Linked DNA regions of Mus musculus: regions 2 and 3 are each linked to region 1. Evidence: chromatin loops called from intact Hi-C (ENCODE). Cell type or tissue: left cerebral cortex. All regions are shown on one strand. Links, peaks and the distances in the headings refer to the core of each region. The heading gives the core; the rest is flanking DNA.

Region 1 (8,160 bases), core at 3,737-6,236:
ACAAATTAGAGACCTCTCTGGTAAGGAGAGAGGACTGCCTGCCGTTCCTGCCATAGACTTTCCCCCTTGCTTTCATGAACACTCTGTTAGGGAGGGGTGATTTCTTAACCTTCTGTGTGCTCCAACTGGCCTAGATCAGAGCAGGGATGTAGGTCCAGTGAGAGACAGGAAATGGCCCTTAAGCCTGTTACCCCCTTAGTCTTAGGATTTTGTTGCTATTATGACCAAAGCAAGTCTTATAAAGAAAAGCATTACTTAGGGCTGGCTTACCGTTTCAGAGGTTTAGTCAGTTATTCTGATGGTAGGAAGCATGGCAGCATGCAAGCAGACACGGTCCTTGGGAAGGAGGTTTAAGAGTTCTACATCCAGATCAATGGGCAGCTGAAGGAGACTGTATCACTGGATATAGCTTGAGCATAGGAGACCTCAAAGCCTGCCTCCATGGTGGCACACTTCCTCCAACAAGGCCACACCCACTCCAACAAAGCCACACCTCCTAATAGTGCCACTCCCTATAGCCCAAGCCTTCAAACACATGAGTCTATGGGGCCATAGCTACTCAAACCACTACACATGCTAAGGATTTAGAGATGCATGGCTGGAGGGGCGAGATAATGACCTCAGTCTGTATTGCTTTTGAAATAGGAGGTTGTTTTAATTGAGGTGCATTTATTATAAATGATAGATGCCCTGAGTAAGAATGGCTTAGGTTATCTTGGTCCTTATGTCTCAGAACAGAAGCACAGAGGTGGGAGGTTGCAAGGAAGTGTTGGGAAATGGTTGTGTGCTTTGTGTATTCAGATGCTGATTACTGTGCCCAAAGATCTGGGTAGAGTCTAGACTTTGGCTTTGTTAAGCATCTCCTGTCTCAATATTGCCCAAAATTCATTTTCTATCACCTCTGATTGGTTAGATTAGTTAATAAAGACCTGATCAGCCAATATCTGGGCAGGAGGAAACGGGAGGCAGGACTTTCTAGCCAGTCAAGGGGTCCTGAGGGAGGGGGGGAACAGAGAGAAAGAGAGACTATGGCTGTGTATAAAATTTCTTATACATATGCACAGAGAGTGAGGGGGGAGGGAAAAAGAGAGAGGAAAAACATGGTTTTGTATAAAACATATACATGTAGATAGATAGATAGATAGATAGATAGATAGATAGATAAGGAAAACCCATGGCTATGTATAAAATGTAGCAGAAGATGGCCTAGTCGGCCATCATTGGGAAGAGAGGCCCCTTGGTCTTGCAAACTTTATATGCCCCAGTACAGGGGAACACCAGGGCCAAGAAGTGGGAGTGGGTGGGTAGGGGAGCGGGGGGCAAGGGGAGGGTATGGGGGACTTTCGGGATAGCATTTGAAATGTAAATGAAGAAAATACCTAATAAAAAATTGGAAAAAATGTCATATGCATGTGCATACAATGGCAGAGAGAGAGAGAGAGAGAGAGAGAGAGAGAGAGAGAGAGAGAGAGATCCATTACAGATGTTTGTGTTACAAGCAATTGAAACAACCCACACAGTCTTACTCCTTCATCTTGCTCTGCCAGGTACTAAATTGGTCTGGAGAGAAGAATGCCCCTCCCTCAATGTGTTACCCTCTGTGCTTTGTGCCCCCATGTGGGCAAAGGGTTATGAGAAACACTCTTGAGTGCTACCTTCACCCTCTTCTTTGTCTGGGAGGGTTTGCACAATGGCCTCCATGATACATTCAGGATATCCATTCCATCCATCACCGGGCAAACCTGTCAGGCTTGTCTCCTCCCTCCCTCCAGATACATACTGCAGGCAAACCACCGCAGCTACTTTTCCCAATGACAGGCTGCACCAAAATCCTAATATGTGTGGGGTGAGATCTCCTGGTGCTAAGGCCTCTCCTTGGAGCAGCAATACACATGCTACTGAAGCCCCTTGCTGAGAGTAGTGGGAATTACGCATTATTGGGGTTTATGACTTATGCATTAGCCTTAAAAGGAACCGGTCATGATTACAGCAACAGAAGACATTAAGCCTGCACAGATAATTAATGTGAGACAAGCTTCACTTGCTCTGAATGCCATAGGCAGAATATTGCTTAAGAAAACATAAGGAAATACTCCCCAGGTGGCAAAAATTCTGTGCAATTTAAAATTTTTTTCAACCCTACTTTTGACAATGTTTTTTTCAATGTTTTAACCTCCTTTCTTGCCTACCACCCACCAGAGGTAGTGGAAAAGAAAGGTTAGTAGGCTATGAGAGAAGTGGACCTGTTTAGAAATACTTCTTTGGAGCAAATCTCATCTGCTTGTCAGGAAATCAACAGTTCAGTTCACAGATCAATAACAGCAGCTCCATCCACTCGCAAACACTTCATGGATATACCAGCAGGACAGTTCAGTAGTATCAGGACAGCACGACCTAGCAGGAACAGCCAGGCCTCTGCCGACAGCACAAGTCAGCAGGAGAGAGTAGGAACACCAGGGATGCCAGGAGAAACTCTCGGTGGTGCCTCTCTCAAGGAATCAGCGAAGACGTAAGACCAAGAAGCAGTGCACAGCTAGCTGTACAAGCAAGCCTCGCTCACAGTCTGTTGAGTCTATTTATACTCCCTCCAAACATTACATGTCCTCTACAGGTTTTGTCTCATCATGTGGGTCTGTCTTAGCAAAACTCCACATGATTCTATCTCAGCTGACGTCACTCTGCCAATTGGCCCAGTCCGTGAGAGCAACAGAAGCCACCAGCACACCACCAGAAGTTTTTTGGTGCATTTCTCTCTATGGGGTGACAACAAACTATGCAATGTAAGGCAGAACAATACACGCGTTCTTTCACATGCTTGCTTTAGCAGACCAGCCTTTCTCCTGTGTCTGCTTCAGCTAAATGTTCCTTTACATGTCTGCTTTAGCAAAACATCCTTTCATTTCAGGAAACACTCCTTCACATGTTTGCCCCAGCAAAGGACCATCCAGCACAACTGACTTTCCAAAGAACCCTTACATTTCCACTCCATTGCTGTGTTAGAAATACATGCTAAAAATGTGCATAGCCAGTCTGCAAAAATGGAAAAAAATGCATGAAGAATAAATAAATAAATAAATAAATAAATGCATGAAGAAATTGTTACCAGGAAGGTAGTGTACACCTGTAATATCAAGAAGTGGGATGCTGAGGTAAGAAGATTGCCACAAGTTCAAGACCAGCCTAGGCTATGAGACCCAATTTCCAAAAAGAGAAAGAGAAAGAAAGGAAAGAAAGAGGGAAGGAGGAAAGGAGGGAGAAAGAGAGGGAGAGGGAAAGGAGGTAGGGAGGGGGAGGAGAGAGAGAGAGAATGCTGGGGTAGGGGAAATGGCTCAGTGACTAAAAACGTTTGCTGTGAGGTGTAAGGACCTAAGTTCAAATTCCCAGAATCCACACAAAAGCCTCGAGCACTGTGCACCAGCATCTGTATTCCCAGTGCTTCAGTGGGAGGTGAGAGACAGAAGGCCAGCTAGCCTGGGGTACATAGGTGTGAGACTCAAGAAAGTAGAAAACAAGGACCAACAGCTGGGGTCCTCAGCCCTCCACAGGTACCCTGTGGGGTGAGGTGCCCACATTCACACATGAATGTGCATGTATACACACAAACAGAGACAGAGAGGAAAAAACAGAGAGACAGACAGAAAGAAAAGAAAAACAGAAAGGCGACATGTCATGTGCCCACAGATCGACTTAGCCCTAGCTAACCTATTGACAGTGTTTTCTAGACTAACAGGGATGTTCTAGCATGGAGTTGGAATTTCAATAATTTTGAGAAATAGCTTTGTTTACCTAGCACTGTGCCCTGAGTACTATTTTAAGTACCTTTAAGTACTTGTACCACACAAGAAACCCATACTGTTATTCTGCCCAGTGACAGGTCTTTAACTCAAGGCAGAAATAAGACAAGTAATGTGCCAAAGTCACACAGCCAGTAGGTGCAGAGCCAGAGCCGGAGCCAGAGCTTGGCTCTGCAGCCCTGCTCTTCCTTCCTCCCTCACAATGCGGGAGCACCCCACATTTTGTGGTATTTTCTGTGAGTGGAAAGTGAATGAATGACCTGAGTCAAAACAGAGTTATGTCTCAAAAGATCAAGCCGTATTTAATAATACCCCTCAGCTCCCGAGAAAGCTGCCTCCCACACCCAAACTACAAATCAGTACCCACCACCCATTGGCTTGACTTCACATTGGGATGAATGACCCTCGAGTTTACAGAGCCAAAGGGACTCAACAGCCCACCCCGCTGACAGCAGTTAGAACAGCCCCCTCTCGGTGGGATTCTCCAGAAGTACAGCCGGCTAGGGGCCGTCTTCATTCCTCATCTGCTCCCCTTCCGCCCAGCTGACTGTCCCAGTGACTCTGTGACTGCGCCAGGCCTCCTGACACCTCGCCGGGTTTCTTGGCTTCTTGACAGTTGTCCTGTAACCGCTTATGAAAATAGACTCGTTCTCTTTCAGTCTGAACCAAAAATCAGGCTTTCCCCCTCTGCCACTGTCTACTTGACTTTGGTCTCTGAGCTTCCAGCTGGTCAGGGATGTAATACCCCAGGGGCTTCTTCTGGAATTCTGTTCTGGAGGAGAGAGGCTAAGCCCACAGATCTTTGTGTCCAGGTGTCTTGTGAGAGCGGCTTCCTGAGTCCCTGCAGCGAAGGAGCCACCCTCCAAGCTGAGACACCGGTGGCTCAAGAGCGCCACCGTGTGGAAGCCAGGAACACAGCTCTAAGCAACACAATCCCATAGGTGCTGGTAGCAGGTCTTCCCACGTGAGCCCCAGGAAGTCCCAGGAAGCAGGTTGGAAAAACAGGTAACCATATCTCCCCTTTTTCCCCCGCTTTTCTCCCTCCCTCTTTTCGCCTCCAGGCCCTAGGGAAGGCAAGAGAACGCAGCAACCTCTGGTACCTAGCTTTCCTCCCTCCCCTTGCTGGTACATGGGGCTGGCAGCTCTGAGCGTAACTCATAGCTGGAAAGATGGTGAAACTAATCCTCCCTTTAGGAGAACTAGATAGAATTGACTCAGTAAATTCTCCATTAGCCACATAACAGTAAATTCCCACTGAGTGCAACAGCTCTGCTGGCCAGCAACTAGCAAGGGTGTTCTCACCTCTGCAAGCTTCCCCTGGCTTCTCCCCTGAAGCCTGGCAAGTCTCTGCACACTCATCTCTCACCAGCCCCTTCCAGGCGGGCAACCCTTGGAGGTGGCTACTCAGCAGTGTAGCGCCATCTTGCCTGGGGCTCTCTAAGGAAATTTTGTGGTCTTTGATGTCAATCTGCCCAGAATTCGGGCCTTATCACTTTAAGGTGCAATAGCTCCTGAAACTAACTTGAAAAAGAAGACAGTATTTTGTGCCCTTCACTTATTGTGTGTCGACCCTCCTAGGAAATTAGATCCTGATTTTTGTCTCCAGCGAGTGACCAGGTGTTTGTGAAGAGGAGGGGGAGGAGGAGGAGGAGGAGGAGGAGGAGGGGGGGGGGGGGATTTCCTGCTAGAGTTGTTAGCAAATTAAATGATGCTTGTGGATATCAGGTGAGTAATAATGATGACTGTCTGTTATTCTGACTGTCTGTTATTCTGACAGCACGCTTCACCATGCAACTCATTCTGTGCCTTGCTGTTCACCAGATAACTGTTACTGAGTGTCAGCAACTTGTCACCCAGGACAACACAAGGGTGTTTGTTGCTGCTGCTGTAGTTCTTTTGGTGCTAGACAAGCATTCAACCACTCAGGACAATACAAGTATAAAGACCATAGGTCCTGACCCTAAACTGGACCAGTCCCCAAATCACTGCAACATGTGGCAAAATAATTATAGGTGTAAGGAGTAATAAGCACAGAGAGTCACCATTAAAGAAGGCAGGGGCCACATAAAATCCAAAAAATCTTATTCTACTGTGACCCACTGGCTATTCTGAGTCCTCAAAGATGAGATGATGAATTTTAGTATGCACATAAAATATGCTTGGAATAGAGATTTTATGAGTCTGTTCTTTCAGAGATGGGAAGGCTAATTCTATCTGTATCTCAGATAACTATGCAAAGAACACTGTGAGCCTTCTGAGATTTTAGGATTCAACCAGGTATGATGGTTGGTTAGTGTTATCAACTTGATAGAATCTAGACTCACCTGGGAGGTGGGCCTCTGGTCATGCCTTCGATGGCTTATCTTGATTACATATATAATCAAGATAAGATATATCTTGACTGAGGTGGAAGGATCTGCCTCCATGGGTGACACCATTGCCTAGGCAGGGGATCCTGGATTGTGTAAGTGTGGAGAGAGCATTGAGGTTAGCATGCATGTGTGAATTGCTTTCTTCTGACTGCAGTTGTAACTAACAAGCTGCTTCAAGCTCTTGCTGCTCTGAGTCCCCTGCCATGATGGCTGTAACCTGGACTTTGAGCCAGAACAAACCCTTTCTCCCTTATGGTGCCCTTGTCAGGGATATCACAGCAGTGGAAAAGAAACCAACACAACAAGAAAGATAAGCCAACAGATGGTAAGAATGAGGCTGTCCCTCCTCCCTCCTTCCCTATCTCTTCCCTTCCTCCCTTCCTCCCTCCCTCTCTCATCCCTCCCTCCCTATCTCTTTCTTCCCTCCCTCCCTCTCTCCTCCCTCCCTCCCTTTCTCATCCCTCTCTCCCTCTCTCATCCTTCCCTCCCTCTCTTCTTCCTCCCTTCCTCCTTCCTCTGTCCTTCCCTTTGGTTGTTGATGGTTGTGGTAGTCATCCTTGGTTGGTTGCTTTTTGTTTGTTTGGCTTGGTTTACATTTTTAAAACAATGGTCTTATTCCGTAGCCCAGTCTGATCTTGAATTCACAGTTCTCCTACCCCAGCCTCCTGAGTGCCGGGGATATAGGCACACAGCATTCCACCTGGCTTTTGGTTTGGGTTAGTGTTTTTTTTTTTTGTTTTGTTTTGTTTTGTTTTGTTTTGTTTTGTTTTGTTTGTGTGACTACATAGCCCAGGCCAGTCATTAACTCTCCTGCTGAGACTCTGGACATGCCATACCATGTTTTACTTGTACCTAATACTTTGAAATGAAATGACTTTTTACTTAAATCTTTTCCAAGAAGATTCATCCCCCAGATATGATTAGCAAACAAGTATCAGTTACCCTCACAGGTGAGGCATCCACATACACTACACCTGCTGCAGCCCCATCCCAGCAGACAAACCCACTCTATGACCGATGCTTGATGCTCGGCAAACTGTGGAGCAGCCCCAGGAGAGACGGGCTAGACTCTAAGGTAACACCCACCAGTGGAGTGCTGTGAGTGTGCACAGCTGTGGAGCAGCCCCTGGAGACACAGCTGAGGCTCTAAGGTGACACCTACCAGTGGGGTGCTGTGAGTGTGCACAGGTCAAATGGCACAGGTCAAAGGATCTTTTGGAGTACCACTAGCAGTAGGACAGAAATATGGATACCCTCAGTAATTAGATGAAGAGATTTTGCCATGCCAACTTGGCTGGAATCTTGTTGCAAATATGTGCTAGCATTATGGCCCTGGATAAGGAACTTGACTTCTCTGTGTCTCAGATCTCTTAACAATAATATTGTCACACTGATCAGTGAGCCAACGAAGTGATTTCAATAACATGAGTGCAGAAATCACCCCAGGAATGCCTAAGTTTTCATAAATGTTGATTTTAGTGAAAAATAAAATTCAAGATACATGAAGCATACATGCTTATTCACAGAACTATCATTCTTGATGAGGGACCATTGAGAGCCTGGCTAATGCCTCCACCAGTACTCAGACAACTTGAGTACAAGCAGCTGGAGACTCCTTCAATTACTATTTGTTCCTATGATGTTCAAACTCACAATTTGGGGAAGTGAACAGAAACATAGGGTGTGGTTGTGAGAGCCCATCCATCAGAACACAGAAACAGCAGGTGCACCACACGTGCTTTGGTGAGACCAAGTCTCATGAGAGGCCTTGGGGATAGAACAGCTGCTTCTCTGTCACAGTGTACTAGCTCTTCACTGCCACCTCAGGGCTGCCATTTTAACAAGTCACCTCACCATCGTCCCCACAGTATTTCTCCATGCCCCATTCTCGATTCAGCTTTAGCTGTCTAGTCCTAAACTAGTGAATATCTCCTCGTCTATTTCTTTCTCCTCTTCTCTTCTATCCAAAGCAAGGCATTGCTCTGCAAAGTTCA
Region 2 (8,160 bases), core at 3,567-6,066, 230 kb before region 1:
GTCTGCTTTCCCACACACTTGGACCTCAGGGCTCCAGACTCTCTAAGTGGCTACCTCTCCGATACACATCTCTGGCATCTGCATTACTTGCTTGGGTAGTTCTGCTCCCAGCATGGCTCCAGAGGAGAGGGAAAGCTTGTAGACACCTCCTGGTTGCCTTAACAACCTTCATCTATTCGCTTCTACCCATCTCCACCTCGGTAAACAACATTTTGTTCAATTTTCTCCAGGATGCTCTAATGTGTGCCTCCGTGCTCTGCTAGGTCCCTGACTGATAAGAGCTGAGCTTGGGAGAAGAGTGCAAATGGACCACTCAAAAGGAAGCAGAACTTGTTAAAAGTGAAGAAAATACATGCACCTAAGAAAGCTAAGAAGACAGAACAGTTACAGCCCAAGAGAGATCTAAGATAGAACAGAATGGGGCATTAGTAGGAGGACATCTAGGCATTCAGAGCAGCCTGAAGCGTAGTGCGTGTGTGTGTGTGTGTGTGTGTGTATAGTATATTTACATATTTAATACTTACAGTAATAATATGAAATATATATCTGCTTACTAGCTTTGATAACACATTGTGTTATTTGAGACATTAACATTAGGAGAAGCTAGAGAAAGGAAACTTAGGAATTCTTTGCACTTTCTCTGCAGCTTTGCTGTACATATAAAATTATTCCGAAACCAACTATTTTCCTTTACAATTATGTGTGTGCACATGTAGGCATGTGTCTGCACGTGGGTATGAACATGTGAGTTTAGGTGTGCAGAGGCCAGAAGGAGGAACCAATCCCCTGAAGCTGGAGTTACAGGCAGTTGTGAGCTGTCCAATGTGCTGGGAACTGAACTCAGGACCTCTGCAAGATCATAAGTTCTCTTAACTGCTGAGCCATCTCTCCAGATCTGCCCCCAGGAAAATCTTACTTAAGAAAAAATAAAATTTCAGCCCCTGAGTTAGAGCTTCAGTAGTTGATCCTTAATTGAAATTTTTGAAAAATATGGTCCTATAGAACTCAGAAAATATTATTTATTAATGCTAAATTATTACATAATTACTTGACTATTTAAAGAAGAACCCATTGAAACTACATCAAAGTTCATCATCTTCTTTTCCAATTAATTAGAATGATTCATTCGTTAGTCTCAGAATCAAATTTCTTAAAAGAAAGAAGAAGAAAAACCTTGAAAGGTGGAGACTAGTGTCAAATGTGACAAAGATGGTTGGCAGAGGTGGAGTGTGCAGAGGCAGGGGTGGAGTGTGCCGAGGCAGAGGTGGAGTGTGCAGAGACAGGTGTGGAGTGTGCAGAGGCTGAGGTAGAGTGTGCAGAGGCAGGGGTGGAGTGTGCAGAGGTAGGGGTGGAATGTGCAGAGGCAGGGGTAGAGTGTGCAAAAGCAGGGGTGGAGTGTGCAGAAGTAGGGGTGGAATGTGCAGAGGCAGGGGTAGAGTGTGCAAAAGCAGGGGTGGAGTGTGCAGAAGCAGAGGTGGAGTGTGGAGAGGCAGGAGTGGAGTGTGCAGAGGCAGGGGTGGAGTGTGCAGAGGCAGAGGTGGAGTGTGCAGAGGCAGAGGTGGAGTGTGCAGAGGCAGGGGTGGAGTGTGCAGAGGCAGGGATGGAGTGTGCGAGGCGGGGTTGGAGTGTGCAGCACTGGTATTACTTTTATTCTTTCTTTCTCTGTTTTTTCTTTCTTCCTTTCTGTTTTGAAGACAAGGTGTGGTGGTTTGAAAGGGAGTAGGTCCATAGGGTCATAGATTTTAAAACTTGGTTACCAAGAAGTGACATTGTTTGAAAGGATTAAGAGGTGTGGCTTTGTTGGAGAAGTGTGTCATTGGAGGTGGGCTTTGAGCTTTTAAAAAGCCTATTCCAAGCCCAGAGTCTCTTTCTTCCTGCTACCTGAAGATCCATATGTAGAGTTGTAAACTACTCCCATGTCATGTCTGACTGTATGCTACCATGTTTCCTGCTGTGATGACAATGGACTAAACCTCTGAAACTGTAAGTCTTCCGCAATGAAATGCTTTCCTTTATGACTTGCTATGGCCATGGTGTCTCTTCATAGCAATAGAACACTGACTAAGTCAAAGGGTCTCACAATACAGCTCTAGTTGGCTTGGAACTCACTATGTAACCAGGGCTACAACTCATAGAGATCTGTCTTCCCTTGATTCCTGAGAGCTGGCATACAGCGTCACCGTATCTGGTTCATTACTTAACAGAATTATCCTTTGAACAATGCTCTTACTGTATGCTGGGTGCTGTCCTAATTCAAAGGATGCAACAGGAAACAAAATGGCCTGGCTTGGGGGAGCTTAAAGCAAACTGAGCACTGGAGAGGAGACAAATAAGGGCAAGATTCTCAAGCGAGCTCTGGGTGCTCCCTACCCCACACCCACTATGATATGACAGCCTGAGACTGAATGTGGAAGAGCGGGCTGTTGTTCCAACTCTGCCTCCTAGTAAAAACTGACTTTAAAAGAGGCATTTCTGAGTTATGACTATATCACCGAAAATTGTGCTGCTCAGAGATATTTTGAATCAAAGGCACTATAAAGAAGATGCAGGACCACTCTGACTTTCAGTTGGCTTCCTTATAAAACAGAATTTGAATTTGCCCCCCCGCCCCCCCCCCCCCCGTAAGATATACCAGCAGGACAGTTAATCATTCATGTCTGCACAGTGGGGGACTCTTGGTGGGAGTGGGGAGAGGTGTCAGTACAAACAAACTTTCCCCCCAGATACAGACCTAGCCCAAGGCCTCTGCCTTGTCACACCCATAGCTTACTATCCTTTGTTAACTTACTGTCTGAGACTGACCTTTCCTGCCTCTTGGGGGGAGGGGGTCTTCATTTCCTGTGTCCTGTAAAACTTGCTTTAAAGCCAAGTGTTCACCTGACTGCTGACCATGTGTTTAGGTCTGTGTAATTCTCAGGGCCAGAGCAGAAGTGGAGACTCTAAAAGGGAAGGTGGGGGAGGGGCTGGTGGTGCACACCTGTAGCCCAGCACTTGAGAGGTAGAAGCAGGGAGCCCCGAAGTTCAGGGTCATCCTTGCCTACAGAGTGCTTTGGGCCAGCCTGGGCTACATGAGATAGAGTCTCAGAAAACAAACAAAGAAGGAGTGGAATGTGAGACATTTGCCTTTCCTATGTATTCCTTAATCCTTTCATCTGAAGAAGACAGGGCCTGAAAACAAACAAAAACCTCCCATCTCTGCCTCAAGGAGGTTATTGCCCCCCTTGTAGTTCAAATAACAGCGGTTTAAAAAGTGCTTGGCACAGCCAAGTGTTACATGAATGTCACACAATAGAAATCACTGGCTTAAACAGTCCCTGCCTCCTAACTCTAAGGCAAAAAGCTGGTGGTCCGGAGCCTTACCATGCAGCAGACGTTTCAAACAATGAGAATTTATAAAAACCCAAGCCTTTCAATAATTTAGCAAGACAGTAATGAAAATTAGATTAACATCAAAGAATTATTTCACTAAAAATAAAAACAGTACAATCTTGCTTCTGTGTGAGAATATGTTGTATGTTAGCGCAAGTAGTGAGGGCAGCACAGAAAAGCAAACAGCTTTGGAAAGGGCGTGCCGGAAGATGCAGAGATGAAGCTGGAGCTTCGACGCAGCCGGTACAGAAGGTAATCAGTTGAGATCTAACACACAGATGAGCACCAAAGTTAATAAAACGTCATTGTGTTGCAGATTCTCATTAAAGTCAATTTTTGATGCTCGTGTCAATAAAAAAATTATTGCATAATAGATTTGTTCATCTGCTTCACAATAGCAACCAGTTTATCATCTATGCCTTCATACTGTGGTTTAAACCTCAAGTATACATAATAATTTTTATCTTCAAGAAACAAAGAGCTCGGCCAGAAGGGAGCGGTTGGTTGCTCAGGAAGAGCACGGATCTGTCTTGCTCTCCTGGGTAGACTCGTTTAGCTCCTGAATAAACAGAGCGGCTCAGTTGCTTGAACCTCTCTCTGAAAACGTAAAGGATCTCCAAGCCAGGGTCATTAGCATTTCTATTTTATTCAGAAAGAAGCTTTCAGATTAGAGATGAAAGAAAAGCTGCTGCCAGTCAACGCCAAGGTGCACAAACCACTGAACAGTTTTCAGCGAAATAGGAAGGAAAATTATTCTAGAGAGGAGCCCTGTAAGTCAGTTTCAGTGCCTTGGATAAATACTGTTTTTATTCTTGTCAGCTGAGGTAGAGAATGCTCCTTCAAAGCAGTTTACCGGCTCTGTGTCTGGAGAAGTCGATGGGCTTCCAGAGACTGTCTTTGGATGCCATGGTAACTACATGATTCCGGTCAAGTCTGTCCTATCTAGGGGACAGTTTAAGGGATTTTAAAACATTACCTAACATGTCCCTGGCAGGAATAAACTGGACACATGACACACTGGACACAAGACACACTCGCTTCTAGGCCTTTGGGTTTCCAGCACCTGAGAGCTACAGTGAGATATGATACTATCTGAAAGGACACACAGCCTGTGCACAGCAATTATAAAACACACAGGCACTGGTGCTGGCAAGGTGCTCCAGGGTTAAGAGCACTTGCTCTTTAAGAGGAACCAAGTTGGATTCCCAGCAGCCACACGGTGGCTCACAACCATCTGTAACTCCAGTTCCAGGGGATCCTGTACCCTCTACTTATGCACTGCATAAGCATGATGCACATACATCCATGCAGTCAAAACACACACATACAATTTTTAAAAACCTTAGAAATACTTTAAAAGGATATATTGATCCTGAAGTGGTAGCTTAGTAGTTTTAACACATATTATTCTTCCAAAGGACCTGAGTTAGGTTCCCTACATCCATACTGGGCAATCTGTACTCTGGATCCAGAGGGATCCTCTCCTCTGGCTTCCACAGATACTGCATTCATGAGCACACACACAAGCACACAACAAGTAAATAAATAAATAAATAAATCTTTCAATTAAAAATATACAAGAATGTATATACAGCATGCCATCATAGATGTTGAACTTTTATATTCAAATTTTTAAATTAATTTTTTTCTCTAGGTTTTGCTTTGACTTTAGTTGTGAAGGTCTTTTGTGGATTGCCCTAAGGCACAGTGGCAGAACCAGGAAGGAGTTCAAACTGCTCACATGGACCTGCAGGTGCAAAATCCCTGGCTCCGCTTCAGTGCTGAGGCAAAAGCTTGGCAGGCATGGAGCTCCCCAGACCTCCCAGGGTGAAAGCACACCCCCTCCACACCCCCTCCACACCCCTCCCTTGAAAGCAATGAGGGAAACGTGTCACAGACAATACATACTTACTCTTCCGTGTAGTGAGTTACCACGGTAAGGTTACCTCACAAATCACACAGAGCCCAACATGCACCTGGACCAATGAACAGCTAAGCGGATTTTCACATATGTAAAGAATCTTGGTCATTGACATTGATTTCCACAAATCCTGTGAATGAGCCTAATTGCCCCAGCATTTGTGTGTCGTGTGCGGTAATCATGAGCGTCATCCTGAAGCAGGCTGCCTGGCCTTATGTTGTTTCTATGTTGAGGAAGCAAAGCCAGACTCGGGAGAGGGAAAGCCACGCCCTCAAATCTTACCCACTTACTCTGCTTATCAGCCTCATGGACTCTTCTTACCCCACCCCCATGTCTTTTAACCAAGTTCTCCTCTTTATGACCAACCCTCGCGTCACGCAGACACACAAAATTACTATCGCTCTCTCCTGCTCTGTATAATCCAAGAATATGATAGAATTTCTGTGGAGTTCTCAATGTCAAGCCCTCAGTCAATTCTGCACTCTTTGTTCTCTACTCCAATGTTTGAAAATTCCAGGAAAAAAACGTGCACCCTCACAGACACCTTGGCGGAAGCCATGAGAGACCACTTGCCAAGGTTAACTTGCCATTCAGTGTGACATTCCTGAGACTGGAGACTGTTTATATTGTTAACTGTAGGCTACCCCAGAAAGCTTAATCAACCTTTGCTGCAAGGAGTTAATTCCAGAAATAAGGGATGGGAAGGGTTAGTGCACACTTGACAATCTCATTTATGTGCAGTTTATGTGCAGATACACACATGAGCTGCACACACGCTAGTCTGAAATAAAGCATCCGAGTGAAGTAGCCCTAAATCTGATGTGTCCCCTTCATCAGCTGGTAAAAGGTACTCTGCTAAAATTTACTAGCCAGAATTATAAAACCCTGAAAACTTTGAGTCTCAAATGTTTTCTAATTTAAGACAAATTTTCCTCTCAGTTAAGTTGGTATCCATATTACAATAGACTGAAAGGGAAACCACCTCTAACGCTTCCCCAAGGAGGAACCAAGCATAGATAATGTCTACATTTCTCTCATGGAAGAAGAAAAGAGGATTCCCTTGCTAGATATAAAAGCAAGTACCAAAGGACCCTGCAGTCTATAATTTCCCAAAGAACAAAGTGAGCATTCCATCAGGCAATGGCCACTGTGAGGTGTGGCATTGTCGTGAACTGCTGCCTGCCTGGGTGCCCCAGCAACAAACCTCTCAGAGCTGGGCGCGGACCACTGTTCTGGCAGCAGATTATGGCACAGGCTGCCAACCTCATGCCAGCTTGGCAGGAACAAACCCAATGTCGCCTGAAACTGCTACAGATGTAATAATATCTGACAAGAGGCTGATTGGACAGTGCACCACGCTATTTCCTCTAATTAAGGAACTCTCAAGGAAAAAAAAAAAAAAACCAAAAAACCAAAATAGCCACAAAGCTCTGTCAGCAAAGCAATCAGCGGTGACAATTATCTGTCGACTTAAGCTCCAGGCTGAGCCTCTGTGAGGAGCTGGGCTAGCTGCTAGGAATTTATAAATCAGCATTGCAGCAGAAGTCAGGGATGACAAGGACAAAAGGCGGGGCGCAGAGCCTGCCGCTTCCCAGCAGCGGTGAGCATCTCCTCAGGTGAGGCGACGGCAGCATGCGGGCTGGAGGACCCGCTGCCCAGTGTAAGGGTATGTGAGTGTGAGTGAGTGTGTATGAGTGTGTACATGTGTGAGTAGGACCGTGTGAGAGTGTAAATGCATGTATATGAGTGTGTGTGTGTGTGTGTGTGTGTGTGTGTGTGTGTGTGTGTGTTAGACAGCTGTGCAGAAGAATCAAATGAAAAAAAAATTCTGCAGTAGCTTGAAGTCCACTGTTCATGGCCTGGGTGTTTTTTCATCCTGAATCAGTCTGTCTTTACCTGGGGCCATTCTACCCATTCTTTAACATCTTTAACATCTTTAACAAGCAGAGCATGCCCACTTCTTTATACAGGTACCATGTGACTGTTCCCCTATTGGCCTCCATAACAGATTATCATCTATACTAGGAGGACATGAGGAGCAGGAGTTGGGAAGCTTACATAAATCAAAAACTATGACCCAGTCATCATATACATAATTGTACATTATAATAAAATTATAGTTATCTGTACAGAGACAGGGAGACTTTATATACATTGATGCAGATGATATAAATATATAATGGCTATTATTAGGAGGTTCAGTACCATTTATTCCCAACATTAGTGCCTGTGTACAGAAGTAAAAATAAGTATGTCTTCTTGAAATCCTCTTCCCATTAATTGCATTATTTCAGTTCTCAAGGAAGCAAATTCTAGAATCATCCAGATTGCACAAGGATAAGTGCCTACAAGTCTGAGCATCCTTCCTTCTTTCAGTTTCTTGTCTCAGTCACATGTAGTTTTATTTTCCACGAAAGATTTCAGTAGTGAAGATGATAGAACGGTTGATCTAGCTGAACCTCCACACAACTAAAGCTCATTTTCCAATCTGACATTCCTCATTGTAAAGCTAGTACAGGAAAGACTATCAGAGTCAGTGTTTGGTGGCCCAGAAGAAGTTCTTCAACAGGCAAATGAGCTCCCCAGCTTCCTTTAGGAAGGCACCAAGTTCATCCATGAGGACTTCGCTGGGCTCCAGTCATTTCCCAGCACTCCTACCTCTGACCTTGTCCCTTCACAACTGGGTTTCAGCGCATGCATTTGGGGTAACAGAGATGCAGACCACAGCAGTAGGCTTATCCACAAACCCTTTCAAAGAGGAAGCACCTGAAATATTATTGTTAGAAGACAGAGCTGAGCTTTTGAGAGTTAGTTAGAGGGACAAAGCTCAAAGGATGATGGAAAATAAGAAGCTTTAAACATGAATACCA
Region 3 (8,160 bases), core at 3,567-6,066, 190 kb before region 1:
AATCTATGTGTGACTGTGGAAATGAGTGGCAAACACCCCCTGATCTCCATGAATCTTCTGTGGAGCTGTTCAGTTACACTGAGCAGTCTGGGCTGCCCCATGGATGTGAGCCTTCTGTCTCCAGCCCAAGCTCTTTAGGCTCAGGAAAAATGCCCTGAGCTATGCCTCTTCTTGTCTCCTGTCTCTTCTCCCCTCCCCTCCTCTTCCCCCCTCTCCACTCCACTCTCCTCCTCTCCCCTTCTTAATAATGGTCTCAGTCTCACTTAGGGTCTGTTCCTCTGTCCTGCTCTGTAACTACTAGGGCTTGAAGACTTTGGAGACAGGAGGCTGACGCTGTACACCGGCCATGTTCAGGAGCACAAAGGTTCTTCCACCAGCTTGTGTTTGCAGGTCCCTTTCTGCACCTGATGGGATGGGCACAGCTCAGTGAGATGAGTGTGGTTCCCATGGAGCAACACTTGGTGTGGCTTCTTCAACAGTAAAGCAGGACTTACACTGTTGGCTACTCATGATTGGAAACACCACCCCAAGCGACTAATCTTCATAGGGAACATTGGGACATTAAAGGGTAGACTCTGGGTTTGCACACTGCCTGCCTCCAATCTGTCCTCTTTCTCAGCTGCAGGACATTCCCTGGCCACTCTTGGGTGACAGTTCATGGGTAAGTATGTGCCTGTGCACTTCACTTCTACAGTAGCCCATGTTGCTATGATATGGAGCAAGACTATATCTTATCTTAGTTTTCTGTTTTAAGAGTCTGTTCTTCCAGATGGCCAGATGTCTATGCCCCCCCCCCCCGTTCATTTGACAAATGTAGTAAGAATTCCCTGGAAACTGGGAATAAAATGGGGAGAATAAACAGACAAGACTTTATCCCTGGACAGCCAATGGAGGATAGAGGCATCCATCAAGTGAATACAAAATTGCAGCTGTGAGCAGCTACATAGGCGCCCTGGGAAGCACTCGCCCTCAAGAAGAATGGCAATGGAGCAAACCCTTCCAGAGGTGGCCTCTCAGAATGAGGCTTCAGTGAGCAGCCACAGCTATCCAGGGTCCCCTAGAAGAGAATCACCCACAAAATGGTTCTCAGGGGCAAAGGAGATGCTCACCATCTTCACAGTGGGGACACAGTAGCACAGGGCGATGGGCTGAGGGAGAAGCTTTACACAAAGGAGAAGCTCACCATCTTCACAGTGGGGACACAGAAGCACAGGAAGATGTGGCTGAGGGAGAAGCTTTACACAAAGTCTTGCTCAGAGTTAGCCCTCCCTACCTATTAACTGTAACTAAGCAACTGTTGACAGAGCGAGCAGTAATCTGCTGCAAGTAGGAGGAGAGAAAGAAAGGACTCTCCGTGCCAGCTCTAGAGCCCTGAGTCTCAGAGGACAGAAGAGTCCCCCTCTCCAAAGCCTGGAGAAAGGGACCTGCAAACACAAGCTGGTGGAAGAACCTTTGAAGCTAGTACGTGTCCCTGGGCACCAACTTCTCCTTCCAAAGCAAACACAGCAAAGACAGAATTGGTGTAATATAGCTGCCATCCCAGCATTTGGAACGTGGAGGTAGAGGGGAGCTGCACAGTGAGTTCAAGGCCAGCCTGGGCTACAAGAGACCCTGTCTCAAAATGAAGAACATAATAATCTTTGTACCATCATGGTGTGTGACACGTGGCCAATCTAGGCTCTAACGACTGTCTGCATTCTGTTGTGCTAACTCCAGGCGCCATTTTTAAAAGAAAAAAACAAAATATGAATCCTATGGTGCTCTGAGCAGAGCTCTACAGAGCTTTATGGCCATTTTGTTAATTTTACCTAAACCACAGAAAACAGAAGGGAGATGTTAGCTTCAGGAGTTTCAATTTTTATGTTTTTTTCCTTTAAAACTTAACATCCCACAGTCACAGATGTATAAAAATGTCTATGTTGTCAATTACCTCCAAGGATCTTCAGTAGGTTATGACCACTGGACTGCCGCTTGCCAGCTGAGCAAAAGGAAAGGGGATATCTCAGAGTTAAGGGGTCATAGAGCTAAGGGCAGCGGTGCAACTCCAGCTCTGGGGGCACAGAAGTTGAGGCTAGCTGGAGCTATAAAGAGAATCGTGTTTCCAAAACATCAAGGCCTTGAATAAGTGTTCTGCTGGCTCAGAGGTGTGTGCTGTGTGAGGCTCAGTGGTGTGTGCTGTATGAGGCTCAGTGGTGTGTGCTGTGTGAGGCTCAGTGGTGTGTGCTGTGTGTGAGGTTCCAGGCCAGCTCAGTGGTGTGTGCAGTGTGTAAGACTCCAGGCTAGCTCAGTGGTGTATGCTGTGTGTGCTTAGTGGTGTGTTCTGTGTGTGAGGCTCCAGGTTCAGCATCAACTATAGCAAAGGGTTGAATGAATTGATAAGAATTAAGCAATTTGTCAGTGGAGGACACAAAGATCTGGCAGGATATGACAGAAGGGAACAAAAAACCCAACTGCCAATCAAGTCTTGAGTAAGACGTTTAATTGTTTTTGTGGTGGTCTGTTTTTGTTGTTTTGTTTTGTTTATGTGGAAAAACTATCAGGTGTGCGATATTATCCCTTACCGTACGCCCCCCCCCCAACTCCATTTGGAAAAGCTCAATGAATTTCATGGAGGATATGCAAGGAAAATGCAAAATTCAGCTTTACGGTTGACACAAAGAAGGACAAGGTTCTGCGTTGGGAAGAGGAGACACATGAGTGGGCCTTAGCAGAACAGGCAGAGAGTAGCTGTTGACTGACAGGCAGTGCTGACCAAACTTGCCCCTGCCTCCCCTCTACAGACCCTTCCAGGCCCTTCTCTCTGTCTTAGGCAGGACGAGTCTGACAGTGGCCTCTCAGCAGTGGCATGGAGCCTCACCTCTAAAGACTCCTTCAGACTATCATTATCAGTGATAAAGCCAATGTACAGAGCATGTCCACCTCATCTGTCTGGCTCCTGCATCTTTTCCTTAATTGTTTCCAGACTGAAGCAGGAAAGGAGAGTTATTTATAGACTCTCTCAGCTTGGGTCTTCAACATCTGTGAGTCCACCGAGGGAACTCTGTGGGAACACACAGTGAATGGCTGTGCGCACACTGTCTGCCGGGCGCTTGACAATAGTTTGCCGGTTTCCTGCTAGAAACACACACCACCCACATTCTCAAACTCCAGCCTTTATTTTTAAAAGTGTGTTTGATTTTTCCATTTCTACATGTTAGGATTACTTAATATATTTTATGTTAGTTTTTATCCTGTGCGAGTGTGGAGAGGGTATGCCCTCCAGGGCACATACATGTAGAGTTCAGAAGACAATTTTGTGGAGTCAATTCTCTCCCATGTGGGTCCTTGTGATTAACCTAGGGTCATTGGTCTTGGCCACAAATCTCTTTACCTGCTGAGCCATCTTGCTAGCCCAACATGATAGAATTTAAATGTAAGTCAGTGTGCATCCAAAATTTATGGGGTTTTTCCCCCCTCAGCATCACCAAAACCTTTCTAGGATCCTGACTCGCTATCCTTGGCTTTGATTTCTGTGAAGTCCTGTGGTTCTATACCACTCCTTCTGTCTGTCACTGTCTCTCTTTCCCTCCCTCCCTTCCTCTCTCCCTCCTTCCTTCTCTGTTTCTCTGTCTCTGTCTCTCTCTTTCTCTCTCTCAGATTCCCCTAACATTCAATACCTGACATTCCCTCTCTACCATTCCCCCTCAGCAGGAATCATAAAGGGGAAGTTTTTAAAGACTGATGACCTACTTACATGCAGGACAGTTTGGTCGTGTGAAGCCCTTGAACACTAAGCCCTTGAAGCTGATCTTTTACTACAATAAAGCACTCACTGAAGAACAGATGGTATAGGTTATGACCAACTGGGAGTTCATCATTGTGCATAAGTATTCAGCAAATATTCATTGATCCTTTCAAAATGCATGCCAGGTTCTAAGTAAGATGGCCCAGTTGAACAACTTCAATGTTAGGGTCTCTATTGCAGGTGATGGTCTCTCCTCCCATGAAGGAGAGCAGATAAAAGGATTAGGCCACAGACAAAATGATTCAATGACAAGTGAGGTGAGCAAGACGCAGTCCCACACAACAGAGGCTCCTGCTTAGCCTGGATGTACTGACACCCAGGTCATGTGATTATAATATATTTGCTTTGTAATTTTTAAAAAGATGTATTATTTATTATAAGATTAGTATTTATTCATATTTATTCTTTTAAAGATTATTTATGTATATGTGTGTGCATGTGCATGTGTGTATATGCATGTGAATATGCATACATGAGTGGGGGGGTTGTGCATGTACATGTATGTGCATGTGTTTAGGGAAGCCCCTGGACACCAGGAGAAGAAGCTGAATCACTGGAGGTGGAATTGCAGGCAGTTGTGAGCTCCCTGATGTGGCTGCTGGGAGCCAAGCTCAGGTCCTCTGGAAGAGCAGCCGATGCGTTAACCACTGATCCATCCCTCCAATCCCAAAAGTGTCCTTTCTTGTTTCATCTGGTTTGTTGTTATTGTTGTTGTGGTTTTTAAAAACATAAGAATTCAATGGCCCACACGGCTACATACACACTCTGTCCCTAAACAGAATGCCCTCATTCCCTCCAGCCATAACATATCTGCCCTGCGTTCTCCACCTGCTCAGACACCCATGATGCCCTTATGGTGGGCAGAATAACGGCCTCAAAGATGTTCTTGTTTCTCTCCTCAGAAAACTGAATTGTTATACCACCAGGAAAGGGGCATGATTAAGGTTAACAACTTCATATGTTTCATGAGTCTAGAAATGCAGGCAAGCGGTGATGTGAAGATTCTGTCTTTGAAATGCGGGCACCCCTCTTAGCTAGCAAAGGTATACGAATACATAATTCCTTAGATCGTTTCAGAAAGGCATGAATGAACCCTGCCAATACCTTGATTTTAGCCCAGTGAGACCCATGGCAGCCTTCAGATCTACAGAATAATAAGTCAGTTTCTTGTATTTCAGATATCAAGTCTGTGGTAATTTCTCAGGACAAACACAGTCCTGTTTGTATTTCTTCCACTTGGAGTGTTCTTCCTCACCATGACTAACTGTAAATGCTCCCCCGCCCACATGTTCCTTGGCTACAGTCACTCCATGAACGCTTAGCTGAAGCTGTGTTCCAGTCAGGTTACATAGTCACTCTAAAACATGTGCTTCCAGGTCTCTGTGCAGCTACCTTAAGTGGGCATAGTGACAGTTGTAAACAGACCCCACCATCTTCCCATAATACCCTATCCTTGGCAGCCAAGACCATACCTTTTCCCTTAGTTCATGTTTTATCACATATCAGACATTCCATGGTCATGAAAGTGAATGCATGAGTGCATGTTTAACTACAACAACTACAACTATCAAAACCCCATACCCACTAACTGTTAGGCAGAAGGGGAAAGCCCTTTTCTCCATGACAAGACCTGGGTGACCTTCCACCCTCAGATTGGGTGACATATTTGTCATCCCTTGAGCATTCTAGCTATTTATAGTGCTGTGGTCCTCCAACTTTGTGCATGGGGCTTGTTTGGACGGCCTAGCCCCGAGGATCCCAGGGGAGGCAGGTGTGCGATGGATAAGCAAACGTGGTCCTAAGAAGCCTGACAGCCACTGTTGTAGGCCTGGCTTATGTGCTCTCAGGTTCTGACCACCTCTGGCTTCTCTGGAAGACTATGCAGACTTCACTTCCAAGCCCAGGTACTGGCCAGCATCACCCCAGCCCACTGTGAATGAGGGAAAAACAACCCCTTCCTCTCTTCCCTAAGCACAGAGCCTTTCTAATAGAGCTCAGCACCTCCTCAGCTGCCCCAGTGCACGGTCCTTTTCCCAGGAATTGTTGCAACACCTCTCTCTCCCTTGTCTGAACCCCAGAGCTTGGTGATAAGACAGAGCAGCAGCAGCAGCAGCTGGGCCTGAGAAGCACTAGGCTGCCAGACAAGTGTGGAAAACCCAGCAGCCTTGAGAGCATGTCTTTGGGTTCACATTACAGCTGACTGAATTGTTTCCAAAATCTGTTTCAGGCCTTGGCTGCATCATCCCATCTGGAAGCAAATCAGCACTGATTGGCCTCATTTCCACCCTTCACATTAGGGCACTTGTGGTAGAAAGAAGCTCCGTTGTGCCTTTCCATGGATGAGAGACACACTGTTCACCTCCTGTCACCTCTGCCATGCTCACATCCCCCCTATTTTTCCATATCCCTAGTCTTGCAAACCTGGTACGATCCAAAAATTCTACCTAAACCATCCCGAGACACACAGTCCCTCTCTCTGAGATGGAAGGTGGGTGAGACACAGAGGCCCTGAGGAAACGGACTCTCATGTGAATGATAATAGTAGGTCAGATCTGCAGAGTGGACAAGGGGTTCATGACAGGGTCCTCACTGGGAGACACAAACACCCCTGCCATCGTCCCTCCCAGGAGGACAGAGAGCCACAGGCCCAGGTGTACAGACTCTCCACCAGTCTGAGGCCACCCACACTGTGGCCTACACACACAGAAAGCTGGTCATACAGGCAAGAAAGTTCCACTGCCTGTCAAAGTGTCATCTACTGTGTTTGCAGTTGCCTCTTGCCAGTGACTACCCTCCCAACACCAGCAGAGAGACACTGGCATCTCCCTTTCCAGTGAAATCCAAAATGGGACTTGCAACATTATGGCTGCTGAGAGCTGGGCATGTCAGCTATGTCACGGCTCCTTGGAAAACGAGAAATAGGAAGTGTTGGTCCAGGTCTCCAGTTGTTCTGACTTTATGAAACTGAACTTTTGCAGTCATTTGAATAATAATTTTAAATGTATTCAACACTTCATTCAAATTCTCTTCCCAGGACTGTTTTCATTCCACATCAGCTGCTGCAGACCTCCGTAGTCGGCAGAATTTCCAGGCATGCATAAACATAAGCAGATACACAGCCACTTACCCAAGAGAAGTTTCACGTACACAGGGAAGTTATTTTTAACTACGGAACCCAGTCAAAACTTTGTATGAAGCAAAATCAGCCAAGAATGAAATTGGTAGACCAAATGATATTTTCATTTTATCTTCTATTTTTACATTCCTCCTAGACATTTCTATCCACGAGTCAAAAGGAACAAAAGGCTGACTGACGATGGTCTCAGTGGCGATGGGAAAAACATAGCCCTGTTATTTTCTGACTCTTCTGCTCAGTGTAAACCTACATATAAGTAGGCTCACATCTCCCTGGTAACATTGCTGCTCTTCAAACGTGTCAGAGTGGAAGTGATTTGTGAAAAGAGAAAAATTAGCTGGGCATGGTGGTTCACACCCAGTGCTTGAGAGGCAGGGGAATTTCTGTGAGTTCACGGACAGCCTAGTTTACAAAGCAAGTTCCAGGACAGCCAGGACTGGTACACATAGAAATCCTGTCTCAAAAAAAAATCAATAAAAGAAAAGAGGGGGAGGGATGGATTTCTATAATGAACGGATATAATGAAACAAAAATTATTGACCTTCTGAGACTTCATCTGTCTTTTTCCCTGATGTGGTCCTAATGACTATGGCTATGATTGCCCCATCAGTGTACTCAGTGAAGCCCATTGTTTATAGACTAGGGATCTAGCTTAGTGGTGGAACACTTAGCTTCCTGGTATGAGCCCCTGGCAGGTCCTAGTGTTTGGGGAGGCTATGAGACCTTTAGGGGATGGGATCTGGCTGATTGAGGTAGGTTGACAAGGGTGGACCTTGGAGTGCTACAGACCAGCTCTATTTCTAGTCTCATCTCTACTTCTGAGTCCATGAAGATGGGAAGAGCACCCACTGTAGCTGCCCATCACCCAGGGACCAAGACCCACCAAGCCTTTCAGACCTTGGTGGGTTGATGACCCCCTGAAACCATGAGCCAAACCATATTCTTCTTCCCTGAAGTTGCTTCTACCACACATTTTGGCTGTAGCAACTAGAACAGTAACTAGATGCACACACCAGGGTGCGTAGCTACCTGACCAGTGTCCTAGACTGTATAGCTCAGCTCTCGACCAACAATGCTTCGCAGTAAACAAACACAGGCATCCTCTTCTGACCACCCACTGTTGGTTGGCCAGAGTTTAGCTAGTCTTGACTGGGATCAGCTGGATGCAGGTAGCTTCCCGTTATCTATAGTGCTAGAAGCAGCATATTTCTTCACAGAAAAGGAGTACTTGGTGAGAAGC

What was found. Peaks named below come from ENCODE experiments on the same cell type or tissue, not always from the same donor. Only the 100,000 strongest peaks of a DNase experiment are listed, where the experiment ranks them.
Region 2: it touches region 1 in a loop (2.3-fold over the local background); 2 of 42 quality-filtered maps call a loop at or near these places.
Region 3: a loop joins it to region 1, with 2.4 times the contacts of the local background. A loop is called at or near these places in 6 of 42 quality-filtered maps.

Annotation. Positions count from the first base shown.
Region 1 is chr15:37,901,533-37,909,692 of GRCm38, forward strand. Gm35019 (a long non-coding RNA gene) reads right to left here and starts at 6,444. Exons shown (of 7, transcript XR_383951.4): 1 at 6,119-6,444. In left cerebral cortex, for the core only: a CTCF peak has its summit at 4,705 (motif pointing left); DNase peaks (open chromatin) are centred at 3,977, 4,667 and 5,108; H3K4me3 peaks cover 916 bases; H3K27ac peaks cover 798 bases.
Region 2 is chr15:37,667,213-37,675,372 of GRCm38, forward strand. It overlaps a transcript of Ncald not described here. Among named protein-coding and RNA genes, the nearest start is that of Gm15942, 29 kb to the right of the region's middle. In left cerebral cortex, for the core only: a CTCF peak has its summit at 4,571; DNase peaks (open chromatin) are centred at 4,287, 4,495 and 5,552; H3K27ac peaks cover 2,421 bases.
Region 3 is chr15:37,714,352-37,722,511 of GRCm38, forward strand. It overlaps a transcript of Ncald not described here. Among named protein-coding and RNA genes, the nearest start is that of Gm15942, 18 kb to the left of the region's middle. In left cerebral cortex, for the core only: no CTCF peak of the experiment used is centred there; DNase peaks (open chromatin) are centred at 5,072 and 6,000; H3K27ac peaks cover 1,328 bases.